2 separate regions of the Homo sapiens genome follow, and region 1 is linked to region 2. Evidence: chromatin loops called from intact Hi-C (ENCODE). Cell type or tissue: mammary epithelial cell. All regions are shown on one strand. Each heading gives the region's core, and the rest is flanking DNA. Links, peaks and the distances in the headings are about the cores only.

Region 1 (8,329 bases), core at 60-8,059, 220 kb before region 2:
TTTTCATACCTTGTATTGGTCCTCTCCACCAATAACCCCTCATGGATGAGTGATTGTTACTGTGTAGGAAGAACTTGGGGCTCAGTGAGGTTGAGCCACTTTTCCAAGAGGCCACTTAGAGCTGGAGCTCATAATAAGTAGGGGTCTCTAGGAACTGTTTCTAAACAACCCCCGAACCCAGCTGGTGGCTCCCAGAAGGGTCTCTGGAAGCAAGGCGACTGTCTCATTGTTTCATTAGTTTGAGCCCTACGGGGCCTTAGGACACAGCCAGCTTGGAGAAGTCACTCTAATAACCCATCTTGCCGGTGATGCCCAGGCCTCGGCAGACTGGCTCTCCGAGGGTGTCTGGGCCTGGGCAGCCGAGGTCTTGTTAACCCCAAATCCCACAGGACTCGCATAGAGTGCAGAATCCCGGTTTTCTGAATTGGTGCTAAAGGCTCAGTGGCCTGGCCCTGCTGTGAAGCCACAGGGCTTGTGCTCTGGGAGCCTTGGCCGACACAGGTGCCCCGCCGCCTCCTCTGCTGCTGCAGCCTCAAGGGCTACAAAGAAAGCTCCTTCTGCCCGTGCAGCGTGGGCTCCTGGGTCCCCTGCAGGCCACCATGGCTGCTGCTCCAGCTGTGGTCCCCCCAGAGGCTTCTCCAGGCAGTGCCTGCCGACTCTCCGGTGCTTCCCTTATTTTATTCCTCTTCCGGGCACTAAGTTTCGGTTTCCTTTTCATTGTTCTTTGTTGGTCTGTTCATTCATTCATGCATGCATGTGTTGGTTCATTCATTCATTCTCAGAGTACCATGGTGGCTCTGAGGACAGAGGTCAGACCCAGCTGGGTTGGAACCTGCTGCTCCCTAGCAGTGGGCCTCTGGGCAGATGTTTTAACCATAGAACTCGGCTTCCTTGTCTGAAAACGTGGCTCCTTCTAGGACAGTCAAGAAGGTTCAATGAAATGATGGATGTGGAGCCCCAGGACGTGACCTGAGGATGGTGCTTGTCATGTTGGGGTCTGTGTCCCTCCCTTGGGCACATTCTCTCCTTCCTTCCTTTCCAGCTTCCTGAGGACGGTCCAGTGCCGGGGGCTGGGCACAGGCCTGAGTGAGATGCGGCCCTTGTCCCCCGGCCTTTTTGGTCTGGGTCCTCACCTCTGCACCGAGTCCCCCTGGGGCTGCTCGGCAGCTCTGAGGGGGCCACTCTGCCTCTGCCCAGTGGTCCTGCTTTCTCACGGGGGTTATCAGGCCTCTGCTCCTCGCGCCTCACTCTGAGAGGGTCCTTCCACCTGACTCATGGCTCCCATCCCTCCATGCCCCTGCCCAGGTGCCCACACATGTGTGCCCCAGAACATGGCTGCACACACTTGCATACCCCACGAGCACACACGTGTGTGCATGCATACACCCCATGGTCCTTGAGCACACATGTCCTGGGCCCTGGCATGCACTCCCCCAGGCGTCATGTATACACACAGTCCACACGTTTGCAAACGGGCAGACACACCTCCCTCTTGCACATCCGTGCACACCCAGCCCATATCTTCCTGCCCCTGCGTGTGCACACAGTCCCAGTTAGTTTACACCGTGCACACCTCTCCATACATACAGGTTCCCAGCTGTGCGACCACTCACCCACACGTATGCATTTATTTTTTAACACACACATGCATACCATTTAGTAGGACCCCATGTACAAGCATCTGAGTGCTTTACAAATTCAAATGTATTTAATCCCCCTATCAACACTAGGAGGTAGTTTCTGTTATTAGCGCCATTTTACAAATGAGGAAACTGAGGTGTAGAGCAGTTAGATCGGTGTAGAGAAGCTAGATCGTGTGCTCAAGGCTTCAGTCCAGGCTCTTGGCCCTGACACGATGCTGTTTGCCTGTTGAAGATGTGTGTGCATGCATGCACCATTCACACTGTGAACGTGTCCCAGCATGGCCACACCCCCTCACCGTATACACATATGGCCATGAGCACTCAATCTCAAGGTCATGGATGCACATGCCTCACACCTATGCATGGAAGGACACTCGGCACACATACTTGTCTCTGCACACACACACCACTTGCACACCCATGTACACATGTGCCCCAAGCCTCGCCCCAATCTCCAGCTCCCTTTCAGAGTCCCTTCTAGGATATTCTCTGATTTCTCCCAAGTGCCCAGTTCGGGAGGGAAGTGACTGCACAGATCTGGACCTGGCGATGACCTCTGAGTGGGAGGCAGCCCTGGCTGAGCTGTCTCCTCACCTTAGCATCCGCCTGTCCCGGCGCCCATGTAGCTTCCTTGTCATCCATCTTCTGGGCTGGCCCAGGACACGTGCCCCCATCCCAGCCTCCAAGAATCTGGGAATGTCCTTAGCAGACTGGGCTGGCATGTGGCCTCTGCCCGGGGAGCAGAGGTGGCTCCCCAAAGGCTTCCTGAGAAGTGGTGGAGGAGACTCAGCTTCCCCGTCCAGTCCTTTACCCCTCCTTTACCCAGCAGCGCCCTCTGAATCTGAAACAGTTTTGGGGGCGGCAGCTCCGGTCCTGCCCAGCAACTCGCAGTTGTTGCCTGTGGCATTCAGATTCAAGTCTGGGCTTGTCAGCCCGGGCGAGACTCTCCTATTTTGGCCCTATGGGAGGCATCCAAACTCCTCTGCCCTTGCCTTCCGGGGCGCCCCACGCACTCTGGGCTTCACCTGGCTCCTCTGCTTTGCTTGGGCTGCTGACTTCTGGAGGAGCCCTTTCTTCCTTCTCTCTCCTGATGCAGAACATACCCAGTCTCCCTGGGGCAATCGGCCTTCTTCAGCCACTCCTTGGTCTCTGCTCCTCTTTCCCTCCCTCACTCTGTGTCCTGCCAGCCCCAGCCTCTGGCGACTTTTAGAGCTGGTGCGCAGTCCTGCCTGAGCATCGGTGAACATGACGCCATGGGCTGTGGCTTAACGATTCTTTTGGTGAATTTTGATTCTTTATCAAAATTTCCTTCCTTCCTTCCGTCCTTCCTTCCTTCCGTCCTTCCTTCCTTCCTTCCTTCCTTCCTTCCTGCCTCCCTCCCTCCCTGCCTCCCTCTGTCCCTCCCTCCCTCCCTCTCTCCTTTCCTCCCTTCCTCTCTCCTTTCCTCCCTTCCTCCTTCTCTCTCTCCTTCTCTCCCTCCTCCCTCCCCTCCCTCCCTCTCTCTCTCTCCCTTCCTCCCTCCCTCCCTCCTTCTTTCCTCCCCCTTTTCTTTCTTTCTTTCTTTTTTTTTTTTGAGATGGAGTCTCACTCTGTCGCCAGGCTGGAGTGCAGTGGTGCGATCTCCGCTCACTGCAACCTCTGCCTCCCGGGTTGAAGTGATTCTCCTGCCTCAGCCTCCTGAGTAGCTGGGACTACAGGCGCGTGCCACCACATCCAGCTAATTTTTGTATTTTTAGTAGAGACTGGGTTTCACCATATTGGCCAGGCTGATCTTGAACTCCTGACCTCAAATGATCCACCCACCTTGGCCTCCCAAAGTGTTGGCATTACAGGCATGAGCCACTGTGCCCTCCCCGGCCCACTGTTTCCTTTCCCTCCCTCTCTGTCCTTCCCTTCCTCCCTCCCTTCCTTCTTTCTTTCCTTCCTTCTTTGCATGTGCCAAGCCAAGCCTTGTGCATCTGCGTCTTTGAAGTCCTCACGAGTTGAACTAACAAGAGAAGAAAAACCCAGGATATGAGAAATCATTGGATTGCGCAGGTGCCCTCTGCCAATTGGTTAGCAAGTTTTTACGAGCAAATCTGGTGGTTATCCTTTGGAAAATAAGCAAAGGCAAACCACTTCCTGCCACTTCCAGGAGCTGCTCAAGTGCCGGAGCTTTCTAAGACCTACTGAGAATCTGAAACTTCAGGCCAGCGTCCTCCGTTTTCCTGGAGAACGCAGTAATTTGTGTTGGTGAAATTCCACTGGGCCTGATGGGGTTGGAGATTGCATTTCAGTCTTGTCTTGCTAAGGAATTTCTGAGATCGAGTAATTTGGCAAGAAGAGAAAAGGAGAACAACTTTGGGTTGTGACGCACGGGCAGCAAATGCCCGTCCTATTTTGGGACTGGTGCCTCCTGCTTTGCGTGTGCCACACAGCCTCAGGGGACCTGAAGCCCCTCTTTGGCCCCAGGGGGAGCTCTGGCAGTGCCCTGTGCCACGCATTGTATCGGGCTCCTTGCACTCCTTCTTACTTGACTTATAAGGTTACGCTATTAAATAGCGTCATCTGCAGAACAGCCCTAAATTCTTGAATGGGGAGAGAAAATGCGGTAGCTGGGGGTGGAGTGGGGTCGGGGGCAGGATCTCAGGATGGGTGTGGCATGGGCATTGATGCTTAGGTTTGACTCTGGTTCTTTTTTTTTTTTTTTTTTTCTGAGACGGTGTCTCGCTCTGTCGCCCAGGCTGGAGTGCAGTGTCGTGATCTCAGCTCACTGCAACTTCTGCTTCCCAGGTTCTCGCAATTCTCCTGCCTCAGCCTCCCGAGTAGCTGGAATTACAGGTGCATGCCACCATACCCAGCTAATTTTTGTATTTTTAGTAGAGTCGGGATTTCACCCTGTTGGCCAAGCTGGTCTCGAACTCCTGACCTCAAGTGATCCGCCCACCTCGGCCTCCCAAAGTGCTGGGGTTACAGGCGTGAGCCATTCTGCTACTAACCGGCAAGTGACTTAAGTCCTTGTGCCTTCCTTGCCTGATTTATGAAATGGCAACAATCCTGGGGATGATGGGAGGACTTTTTTATTCAGTCAACACATGAGTGGTGCCTACTATATGCTAGGCCCTATTCTAAGTGTTGCAACTATTAAATAGAGTAGTCTGCAGAGCAGCCCTAAGGGGCAGCTACTGCCTAGCTCCGATGAGGAAACTGAGGCCCAGAGAGGTTAAGTAACGTACCCAGCTGCTAGGAGGCAGGGCTGGGCTTCAGACCATGGAGTCTGGACCCGGGACCTGGGCTGACAGTTGCAGCATAACAAGGATTAGGTGAGATGCTACATCAGTGAGGTGACCACTTGTCCTGTTTTGCCTGGACAGTCCCAGTTTACACTTGTAGTCCTAGTAAAGTGATCAGTGACGCTTCATTTCATTCATAGATTACATGGTCAACTTATGTATTGAGTATTCAGGACAATCCTGGGGACATGGTGGCACTGCCTCCATGTGAGCAATGGAGGGGGAGGTGACATGGCCACAGAGCACCCAGCCTGGCTCGCCTGGGGGTGCCTGGGTTACCCGCAGAACGGAGATGTCCTCGTTCATTAACTCATTCGCTCAGCGATCCATGGGCCTGTCACGTGCGCCAGGCATTTGGGCGTCATGCTGATGGCTGGGCGAGGATGGGGAGGACTCAGACAAAAGAAGACAGCCAGCAGGCTCTGGGAAATGAAGTCACATCCAAGACCTGCCCTTGTGAGAAATGTCAAGTGTTACCGTTATCATCATATTCCCATTGCTTTGTTTGGCAAATTATGACAATATGGCTGTTAACTAAGCAGATTCTGATTACCTATTGTTTGAATGCAAAAAACAAAACAAAAAAAGAAGCAAGAAAAAGCCTTCTGGCTATGTGACCAGTATTTAGAAATTTCCATTCCTGAACAGGCCTCAGGGCAGAGCCAGTCCCCAGGCTGTGCGGAGCCACTGCTGTCCCTGCAATGCCGGGTAATCACTTTGTCTTTGCTGCTGCATCCATCACGCCCTGTCTCTCTGTCCTTAGATATGTTTGCGTGATGTCGTGGGATGTGGCTTTCCCAGGCAGTCTGTTAAGCAGCCAGAGATCTACTCTGGCCTCCTCGTTGATGTTTCATTAAAGAGCTGCCCTAGTTCAGCACAACCTAAATATTACAGCTAAAGAACACAGGCCCCGGAGTACGGTGACCAGTTTGTTCTGATTTGCCCAATACTGTCCCAATTATACTGAAAGTCTTGAATTCCAGGAGATCCCTCAGTCCCAGGGAAACCGGGATACATGGTTACCCTGCTCTGGAGTGAACACAGCCCTGGGTCATCATCTGTGGCTCTGCTGTGTGACAGCCGGGTGCTTGATGGTGAAGAGTTTCCCCCTGGTATGAGCAGTCAGTGTTATCCCTGGTCTCAGTGGATCACTGGGTCGCCTGCCTAGTCCCAGATACCTCTGATCCCTTTATTTTAATTTTTATTTTTTGAGGCAGGGTCTCTGTGCACCCAGGCTGGAGTGCAGTGGCAACAATTATGGCTTACTGCAGCCTTGACCCCCCAGGCTCAAGCCATCCTCCCACCTCAGCCTCCCGAGTAGGTGGGACCATAGATACATGCCACTGCACCTGGCTAATTTTTAAATTTTTTTGTACAGACAGGTCTCTCTGTGTTGCTGAGGTTGTTCTTGAACTCTTGAGCTCAAGCGATCCTCCTGCCCTGGCCTCCCAAGGTGCTGGGATTATAGGCCTGAGCCACCGCGCCTGGCCTTCTGCCCCATTGAGGTGCCAGTCTGGTCACCTTATCTCACTGTGGATGTCTAGAAGTGAATTCTGAATCTCAACCCACTGCCTTGTTCTGAGGTTGCCTGAACCCCATGGCACCCCTCCAGATCCCTGAGCGGATCACCAGGCCTGTCAGTGACAGACGTCATCACCTGGGAACAGGGCAGGATGTGGCTGAGTAGCTGACATGTAATGAGGGCGTGTTCACACCTGGCCCTGTGCTCCATGGACTTTATATTTAAATCCTCACATGCCAACTGTCATTTTATAAATGGAGAGGTGAGGCTTGGGAAGGTTCAGTTATTTCACCAGTGTTAGAAAAAGGTCAGTGGGGTTGGGCGCCGTGGCTTACACCTGTAATTCCAGCACTTGGGAAGGCCGAGGGAGGCAGATCACTTGGGGTCAGAAGTTTGAGACCAGCCTGGCCCACATGGTGAAACCCCCTCTCTACTAAAAATACAAAAATTAGCCTGGCGTGGTCGTGGGCGCCAGTAATCCCAAGTACTTGGGAGGCTGAGGCAGGAGAATCGCTTGAACCCGGGAGGCAGAGGTTGCAGTGGGCTGAGATCATGCCACTGCACTTCAGCCTTGGTGATAGAGTGAGACTGTCTCAAAAAAAGGAAAAAAGAAAATAGAAAATGGCCAGCGGGGCTGGGCACCATGGCTCATGCCTGTAATCTTAGCACTTTGGGAGGCCAAGGCAGGTGGATCACTTGAGGTCAAAAGTTTGAGACTACCCTGGCCAACATGGTGAAACTCTGTCTCTACTAAAAATACAAAAATTAGCCGGGTGTAGTAGTGGGTGCCAGTAATCCCAGCTACTCGGGAGGCTGAGGCAGGAGAATCGCTTGAACCCAGGAGATGGAGGTTGCAGTGAGCCAGGATTGTGCCATCGCACTCCAGCCTCGGCGACAGAGTGAGACTCGTCTCAAAAAAAAAAAAAAAAAAAAAAAAAGAAAAGAAAAGAAAAAATGGCCGGTGGGCCTGCAGCCCACCTGTGCTGTGTGTGCTCCACGGTCTGTGCCATTCCACGAGTGGTCCCAGTCTGTGCCTATCTGCAGAGCTTGTTACCAGCCTCTAGGGAGAGAAATGAGGAGAGCAAGAGTGAGGGTGTGGAACCCTTTTAGCATTTTGACATTCCAATGAAATTTTCATTATAGTTTTCAAAAATATTGGTTTACAGTGGATTGGAAAGAAAATAAAAATGGGTCTTTTCCCACAGACAGTTTGGAAAGTGCTGCTTTAGACCCTGCTCTTTTGACCCCTTGAATCAGCCAGTGAGGCTGGGCTGTGCAACGGTAACGGGCAGCGCAGCTGCTCAACACACCTGAGGTTTATTTCTCCTTCATGCTAAATGTCCAGGGCACATCAGTCGGGAGCCTTGCTCATCTGATCGTGCAGTGACCCAGCCGATGGAGGGCCCGTCTCAACATGTGCTTCTGCTGTCCTGGAGGCAGGACGGGGGTGTGGCCACTTGTACAGGACACACATCACTGCTCATGGTTCATTGGCCAGCACAAGTCACGTAGCCACACCTATAATTTATAGGGGTGGGTGAAGAGGGAAGGGAAGTGGAATCCCTCATGTGTTCTGAAAAAGGAGAGAACTGGGCCTGTGTGGAGGCCATGTTGTTGTTTCGCTTCTGCCTGTTCTTGCTTCCATGTGGGCCTGGTCCTCCAGACCCCACGCCTGGAGAGCTGCTGATCTTGTGCGTTTTGTCCATTTGCACCCTGGTTTTCAAAGGCAGCGGGGTCTGTGAGCCCCAGAGCCTCAGCTGGGACCTGCTGGGCCGAGTTTCTGGTCCCTCTTGGAGCTTTAGTGCTTTCTTAGTTTGGGAACTGAAAGCCTTGTCTGTTTCCCCAGACTGTGAAGAAAGTTATGAGTAGTGTCAGGGAGCTCTGCACAGAAA
Region 2 (8,329 bases), core at 173-8,172:
CGTCTCGTCCCGTCCCGTCCCGTCTCCTCCCCTCTCCTCTCCTCCCCTCCCCTCCCCTCCCCTCCCTTCCCCTCCCTTCCCCTCCCTTCCCCTCCCTTCCCCTCTCTTCCCTTCCCCTCCTCTCTTTCTGGGTCTGGCTCTGCCACCCAGGCTACAGTATAGTGGCACAGTCATGACTCACTGCAGCCTCAATCTCCCATGCTCAAGTAATCTTCCTGCCTCAATCTCACGAGTAGCTGGGACTACAGGCGTGCACTACCATGTCCAGCTAATTTTTAAAAATGTTTTGTAGAGATGGGGTCTCACTGTGTTGCCCAGTCTCATCTTGAACTCCTGGGCTCAAGTGATCCTCCCACCTCAGCCTCCTTAAGTTTTGAGATTACAGGCATGAGCCACCACACCAGGCCCCAAAGACTGTTTTTCCAAATAAGGTCACATTCACGGGTTCCGCGTGGATGTATGTCTGGGGGCCATCATGCAGCACACTGTGAGAGGAAGGTGGAGGTGAGACCAGCCAAAACCTAATGAATCATATTTAGGAGTCTGGGATTTGTCCTGAGAGGTATGTGCAATTGTAAAAAAAAAAAAGGTTGCAATTATTTTACTGATTTTTAAAACAAAACACTTATATAGCACTGTCTGTGCACCAGGCACAGTAGGAAGGGTTTTATAGGACTACACTGATGTACTATTCCTAGCATGCCTACAAGGCAGGCGCTTATATGACCCCTTATTGATGGGGAAGTGGAAGCCAGGAAAGTCTGGATCTCTTGGTCAAGGTCCCACAGTAAGCAGGGCACAGAGCCAAGGTTATAAGCCAGGCACTATAGGAAGATCCCTCCACTGTTGGTAAATGGATGGGTGTGGGTCTGGGACTTGGACCCTGTGGAGAAAATAGACAGATTCAAGGGAAGCTCAGGCTTAAAATAGCAGCACATGGTGGTTGGTACGGAGGGAGGGTGCACATGGAGTCAAGGGTGACTTTCAGTTTCCTTGGCTTATTTCCTAAGACAGGCTGCAAGGGCCTAGAATTAACACCTCTGCCCAGGCAGCAGCCCTCAACCAATGACAGATGGGAGGTGGTGTATCAATACCCCGGCTCCCTCACTCCTCATGGGAAGTGGAGAGTTCTGAGGCCCATGTTCTCCTCTGGCTCCCAGGGTCCCTCCCTGGGATTAATCTCCAGCTGCCCTCAGTGCTCACGGGCTTGTTAGGATTTCCTTCCCTTCTCCACCTCATTTTCCATTGTCCCATTGGTATTTCCTGGGACCAACTCTCAAATGAAAATCTTTATCTCAGTGTCTGCTTCTAGGGAAGTCCAGACTAAGACAGTGACTAACTATGTTAGAAGACAGAGGAATAGGTTGAAGGGGCAGCCCTTCCCAAGGCAGGCCAGGAAGACTCTACCAGGAAAACTGCACAGTCACCAGGTATACCTTCCTGGACCATCAGTGACAGAGGGGCCTCCTGGCCAACCTGGTAGGTGTCTGCCATTGGGAGCCTGAGAACCAGTTTGCATTGTTTTCAGAGATGGGGGTGGTTGCTGAAAGAAACTCTCATGCATCACTAAGGGAGGATAGATGGGTTCAACCACTTTGGAGAGCCAACCTACTAAAGTTAAACATATGCCTACCCTAGGACCCTGCAACTTCACTCCTGGATGTGCAGGAGAAGAGCTCAAGAGCACTGAGCTCATCCATCCACCAGAAGACGCAAATAAGAATGTTTATAGTGGCATTAGTTACAATAGCCAAAAAGTGGAAGCAACCCAAATGTCCACTGACAGGAGAATGAATAAACAAACTGTGGGAGAGCCAAACAGTGGAGCAATACCAATGTCTCCATTAACGGGAGAATGAAAACATAAACGGTGACATATTCATAAGATGGAATTCTACAAAACAGGAGAAAAAGAACCGACGACTGATATGCACAATGACATGAATTAATTGGGTAAGTATTATGTTGTGTGGCAGGAGCCAGAAACAAAGGATTTGCTGTATGATTCAATTTGTAGAAATTCGTGAATAGGCACAAATCACCTATGATGACAGAAGTCACAACACTGGTTATCTCTGTAAGGGGGATTATTATTGACTGGGAAGGGTGATACAATTAGGCTTTGTGTCCCCACCCAAATCGCATCTTGAATTGTAATCCCCAGGTGTTGAGGGAGAAACCTTGTGGAGGCGATTGGATCATGGGAACAGTTTTGCCCATGCTGTTCTTATGATAGTGAGTGAGTTCTCATGAGACTGATGGTTTTGTAACTGTTTGGAAGTTCCTCTTTCATTTATTCTTCTCTCTCCTGCCACCTTGTGAAGAAGGACGTGTTTGCTTCCCCTTCCGCCATGATTGTAAGTTTCCTGAGGCCTCCCCAGCCATGCAGAACTGTGAGTCAATTAAAGTTCCTTTGTTTATAAATTAGCCAATCTTGGCTAGTATCTTTATAGCAGTGTAAAAATGGACAAATACAAAGGGGAGGAGGGAACCTTCTGGGTTCCACATCTTGATCTGTGGCTACACAGACGTTTACACATTCACAAAACTCTACTCTTCAGATTTGTGTAAGTTACCATATATGTTGCACATCAAATCTTAAAAAGTGGCATCAAGTGGAAACACTCAAAATTTTGTCCATTTATGTTGCCTTTAAAAGCATAAGAAAAAATAAATAAAATTATAAAACAGGGGCCAGTCACGGTAGCTAATACCTGTAATCCCAGCACTTTGGGAGGCCGGGGCAGGTGGATCACCTGAGGTCAGGAGTTGGAGACCAGCCTGACCAACACAGAGAAACCTCGTCTCTACTAAAAATACAAAATTAGCCAGGTATGGTGGTGCATGCCTGTAATCCCAGCTACTTGGGAGGCTGAGACAGGACAATTGCTTGAATCCGTGAGGCAAAGGTTGCAGTGAGCCAAGATTGCCCCATTGCACTCCAGCCTGGGCAACAAGAGCAAAACTCTGTGTGAAAAAAAAAAAAAAAAATTAAAAGAGAAATTTTGTCCATCACAAATAAATAAATATATAAATGTGGTACACATAGACAATGGAATACTACTATTTGGTCATAAAAAGGAATGAAATACTGATACATTCTATGATTCAGATGAACTTCAAAAACCTCATGCTAGGTGAAATGAGCCAAACACAAAAGACCACATATTGTAGGATTCTGCATTTGGAATATCCAAAACGGGCAAATGTATAGGGATACAAAGCAGATTGGTGTTTGCCAGGGGTGGGAGGGAAGGAAGAATGGGCAGTGATTGCTTAGTGGTTGTGGGGTTTTCTTTTAGGATGAGGAAGATGTTTTGTAACTAGAGGTGGTGGTTGCACACATTGCGAATATTCTAAACATCACTGAAATAAAAACGTTAAATGGTTTATGTTTCATGTATTTCACCTCAATAAAAAAAGCAACATCAATAAAGATTGTTTGTTTTTGTTTTGAGATAGGGTCTTGCTCTGTTACTCAGGGTGCAGTGCAGTGGTTCGATCGTACCTCTTAGCTCACTGCAGCCTCCAGCTTCTGATCTCAAGAGATACTCCTGCCTCAGCCTCCTGAGCAGGTGGGACTCCAGGTGCACACCCCCATGCCTTGCTAATTTTTTATTTTTTATTTTTAAGAGACAAGAGCCTCACTTCATTGTCCAGGCTGGTCTCAAACTCCTGGCTTCAAGCAATCCTCCTGCCTCAGCCTCCCAAAGTACTGGGATTACAGGCGTGAGCCACTGTGCCAGGCAAGATTTTTCCTTTCAATGAAAAGATGGCTGCTCCTCCCCTCTGTTGTGTCTGGACTCAGGATGGGGAGTGGTGGCACCCTGACTTCTATCAAAGCAACACTCGTCCATCCTAGTGAAGCCTCTGGGTGAACATTGTGTCCCTTTCTTAAAACACTCTACTGCCATCTGCTGGAAAACTGTCACCATAAATATACAAACCTATGGTGTGAACAGACTCCCATAGATGTGGCACACTTGTGCAGTGCACAACCTGCACGTGTATACATGGTAGGATATTTGACTTTATTTTTTCAGTGTACTCTATCCACATGTAGACGAGGCCGTGAAAAATCTAGTGTTGCCTTTCCTTTCTGTCCCCACTCCAATGCTGATACTAACTAGAAATAGAAAATTGACTGAGTCTAGAGCTTTGCTACTCAAAATGTGATCCACGGATGCACAGCCTTCGTATGGTGGGAGAGTCTGCTAGAAATGCAGTCTCAGGATCCACCTGGACATGACGAATCAGAATCTGCATTTTAATTATTTTATTTTTTTTTTAAGATGGAGTCTCATTCTGTCACCCAGGCTGGAGTGTAGTAGTACAATGTTGGCTCACTGCAGCCTCCACCTCCCAGGTTCAAGTGATTCTCCTGCCTCAGCCTCCCAAGTAGCTGGGACTACAGGCACCTACCACCACATTCAGCTATTTTTTGTATTTTTAGTAGAGACAAGGTTTCACCGTTTTGGCCAGGCTGGTCTTGAACTCCTGGTCTCAAGCGATCTGCCTGCCTTGGCTTCCCAAAGTGCTGGGATTACAGGCGTGAGCCACTGTGCCCAGCCGAGTTTATTTTAGAGATACGATCTGACTCTATCATCCAGGCTGGAGTGCAAAGCAGTGATCATACCTCATTGCAGCCTTGAACTCCTGGGCTCATGGGCCCCATCGATCCTCCCACCTCAGACTCCTAAAGTACTGGGGTTACAGGTGTGAGCCACCACACCAGGCCTGAATCTGCATTGGTTTTTTTTGTTTTTTGTTTTTTTCTTTGAGATGGAGTTTCACTCTTGTTGCACAGGCTGGAGTGCAATGGCATGATCTCGGCTCACTGCAGTCTATGCCTCTGCCTCTCGGGTTCAAGCAATGCTCCTGCCTCAGCCTCTTGAGTAGCTGGGATTACAGGTGCCCGCCACCACACCTGGCTAATTTTTTGTATTTTTAGTAGAGACAGGGTTTCGCCATGTTGACCAGGCTGGTCTCGAACTCCTGGCCTCAGGTGATCTGCCCACTTCGGCCTCCCAAAGTGCTTGGAATACAGACATGAGCCACCACACCTTGCCAAATCTGCATTGTTAACAAGGTCTCCTGGTGATTCGCGTGCACACAGAATTTGAGAAGCGCTGCCCTAGAAGCCTTGGCTACACATTGGAATCACCTGAAGAGCTTTAAAACATGCTGACTCTGGGATGGGGCCTGGATGTGTGACTTGGAAAAGCTTCTTAACTGATTCTCATGTGCAGCCAGGGCTGAAACCGCTGGTCTAGAAGCCTTGCTGCTCAATGTGTGGCCTGTGGAGAGCTCATGATAAATGCAGAGCTTCAGGGCTCACCCCAGACCTCCTGAGTCAGAATCTATGTTTCAACAAGATCTTCAGGTGTTTCTTGTGCACTTTCAATTTGGAGCAGCCCTGGGCTCAGAGCTGGCGATGTCGATTGCAGAGCCCAGTGTAAAGTGACAATGCAAGCTCCCTGTTCAAAAAATGATTAAGAATTTTAAGAAAGCATTAGCAGAGCATTAAACCAAGCACAGGACCCTTCGAAGCTCAGTTCTGTGTGACTGCGCAGGTTGCATGTCCAAGAAGCCTGGGCTAGCTTCCCTCTGATTTGTCAGGGAGATGCCTGTCAGCAAACAAATCCATGTGCAGGATCCACTCATCACTGTACTGAAACCTGCCTTTCGGGGCCATGAAACTTTCCCTGGAGCGTTTTGGGTCATCTCTGCAGAACGACAAGGATGAGGACAGGATGGAAGAGACTCCTTCTCGCACCCGGCGACAGTTCTCTAGGCTGTTTGTTCTGTAACTGTGCCGGTAAGAGCAATGCACTGTTTCCCCGCCCCGAGAACACCAGGCATGTTCCTCCTCTTTGATTTGCCAGGGAGGAGAAGGGGCTTTCAGATCCACTGGGAAGGAGGCTCTGCAATCCCAGCTACTTGCTGGGACCAGGATTACCCTAGAAGCAGCTCCTCTCTGGGGCTCTCCCTATCCATCCACTGGCTACTGCTGGGCAGGGCAGGTGGGGGACAGTGATTCCCTTGTGGGCTGTTTTGTGAATAGCAGTAATGCATTTCACAGCCCTGGAGACGTGTCCATCACAGATAGGGGATGCTCCAGGCCACCCCTGTTCAAAAGAAATAGAAGACAAGCCACGTAGATAAATTTAAATGTTATGGTAGCCGCATTTTAAAAATTAAGAAGAAATAGGTGAAATTAATTTTGACAATACATTTTATTTTCTTTCTTTCTTTCCTTTCTTTCTTTCTTTCTTTCTTTCTTTCTTTCTTTCTTTCTTTCTTTCTTTCTTTCTTTCTTCCTTCCTTCCTTCCTTCCTTCCTTTTTTTTTTTTGATTGAGACGGAGTTTCGTTCTTGTCACCCAGGCTGGAATGCAATGGTATGTTCTCGGCTCACTGCAACCTCTGCCTCCTGGGTTCAAGCGATTCTCCTGCCTCAGCCTCCCAAGTAGCTGGGATTATAGGGGCTCACCTCCACACCTGGCTAATTTTTTTGTATTTTTAGTAGAGATGGGGTTTCACCATGTTGGCCAGGCTGGTCTCAAACTCCTGACCTCAGGTGATCCGCCTGCCTTGGCCTCCCAAAATGCTGTGACAATATATTTTATTTAACCTCACATATCCAAAATATTATCATTTCAATGTGTAGTCAATATAAAAAATGACTAATGAGATAGTTTATGTATTTTTCCCCCATACTAAGTCTCAAAATCTGGTGTGTGTCTTGCATTTAGAGCACGACTCAGTTCACACCAGCTACATTTCAAGTGCTCAGTAGCGGCCATCTATACCTGGTGGCTGCTGTGTAGACAATGCAGTTCTAGAATTTCTATAAACCAGTAGCCAAGGCAGTGGCCACATAATAAGGAGTGTGGCACTGACCGGGTGCAGTGGCTCATGCCTGTAATCCCAACACTTTGGGAGGCTGAGGCAGGCGGATCACTTGAGATCAGGAGTTTGAGATCAGGCTGGCCAACACAGTGAAACCCCATCTCTACTAAAAATAGAAAACTTAGCCGGGCATGGTGGCAGGTGCCTGTAGTCCCAGCTACTTGAGAGGCTGAGGCAGGAGAATTGCTTGAACCCCGGAGGCAGAGGTTGCAGTGAGCCAAGATCATGCCACTGCACTCCAACCTAGGCGACGGAGCAAGACTTCATCTCAAAAACAAAACAAAACAAAAAACAAACAAACACAAGAAAAGGAATTGGGGCACTGAGGGGGCAGGAATTGAGACAGCATTTACATGTTGGTAAAATCTTTCTACTTAGCATGCATGTTTACGGAGAGGCTTTCCAAGCCACCGGGGAGCACTGTCCCATCAAACCCCAAGCACTAAAGGTCTCAGGCATGACCTCCTGGAATGGGTTCTGGCAGAATGGACTTGCAGAGGTAAGATTCCCAGGTCTACCCCAAAGTCTCAATTGAGAGCCAGCATCTGTCTCTTGCAATTGATTTTTTAAAATAAGAGTATATTCATTTACAAAGGACTTGTAGATCATAACCGTGCACCCGTGGAATAAATGAATGAATGAATGAAAAATGCCAGTGTGAAGAACAGAAAGCAGCTCTTCTCATGGAATGAGGGGCGGTGGATCGGGCATCTGACCTACATCTAAACTCAGGGGTTGGGCAACGAGACTGGAATTTTGATCTTGGGCTGCAGACCATCAGAGATGTGCCTGGGGCAGGCAGTTGTAGACTCAGTCAGAGCTGCATCCTTATTAGACGTGGATCCCAAAGTGCATCCAGAGCCCCCGTTTCCACTGCCCATCATCCCATCAGGAGAGGGCCCTGCCTTTGCTTCTCACAGCCTTTCATTCATCCAGTCACCCATTCATTTATTCACTGAGCACAATGTATCAAGTAGAACCTTTAAAAAGTTGTGCTAAGTGGAAGAGGCCAGTCACAAAAGTCCACATAATGTGTGATTCCATTTATACGAACATCCAGAGTGTCTATAGAAACAGAAAGTAGGTTAGTGCTTGCTTAGGGCTGAGGGGGATGGGGGATAGGAGGGTGACTGCCCACAGGTACAGGGTATCATTTTTGGGTAATGAAAAGGTTCTAAAATCGACCATGATGATGTCTGCACAGTTCTGAATACACTAAATACCATTGCAGTGCACACTTTCTAAGGGTGAATTGAACGGTGTGTCAATTAAACCTCAATAAGGCCATCTAAAAATATGTGTTGAGCACTTACTGTGTGTTGGGCACACTGGGGACTCAGGAGTGAATGGAACTAATGCCATCCTCACCCTCAGGCCACATACAGTGTGGGGATGGAGGCAGCTGCTAAACAAATGATC

The links. Hi-C counts contacts between places; a loop is a spot of excess contacts. Peaks named below come from ENCODE experiments on the same cell type or tissue, not always from the same donor. Only the 100,000 strongest peaks of a DNase experiment are listed, where the experiment ranks them.
Region 1: a loop joins it to region 2, with 3 times the contacts of the local background. A loop is called at or near these places in 4 of 110 quality-filtered maps.

What each region holds. Positions count from the first base shown.
Region 1 is chr16:81,497,292-81,505,620 of GRCh38, forward strand. All of the region lies in intron 1 of CMIP (c-Maf inducing protein), which reads left to right. Among named protein-coding and RNA genes, the nearest start is that of MIR7854, 32 kb to the right of the region's middle. RefSeq lists enhancers at 1-530, 447-566, 627-686, 7,955-8,224, 8,235-8,304. In mammary epithelial cell, for the core only: no CTCF peak of the experiment used is centred there; DNase peaks (open chromatin) are centred at 2,590, 3,670, 6,570 and 7,880; H3K27ac peaks cover 6,739 bases.
Region 2 is chr16:81,719,398-81,727,726 of GRCh38, forward strand. No RefSeq gene overlaps it. Among named protein-coding and RNA genes, the nearest start is that of PLCG2, 56 kb to the right of the region's middle. RefSeq lists a silencer at 5,201-5,449. In mammary epithelial cell, for the core only: a CTCF peak has its summit at 3,918 (motif pointing left); a DNase peak (open chromatin) is centred at 3,884.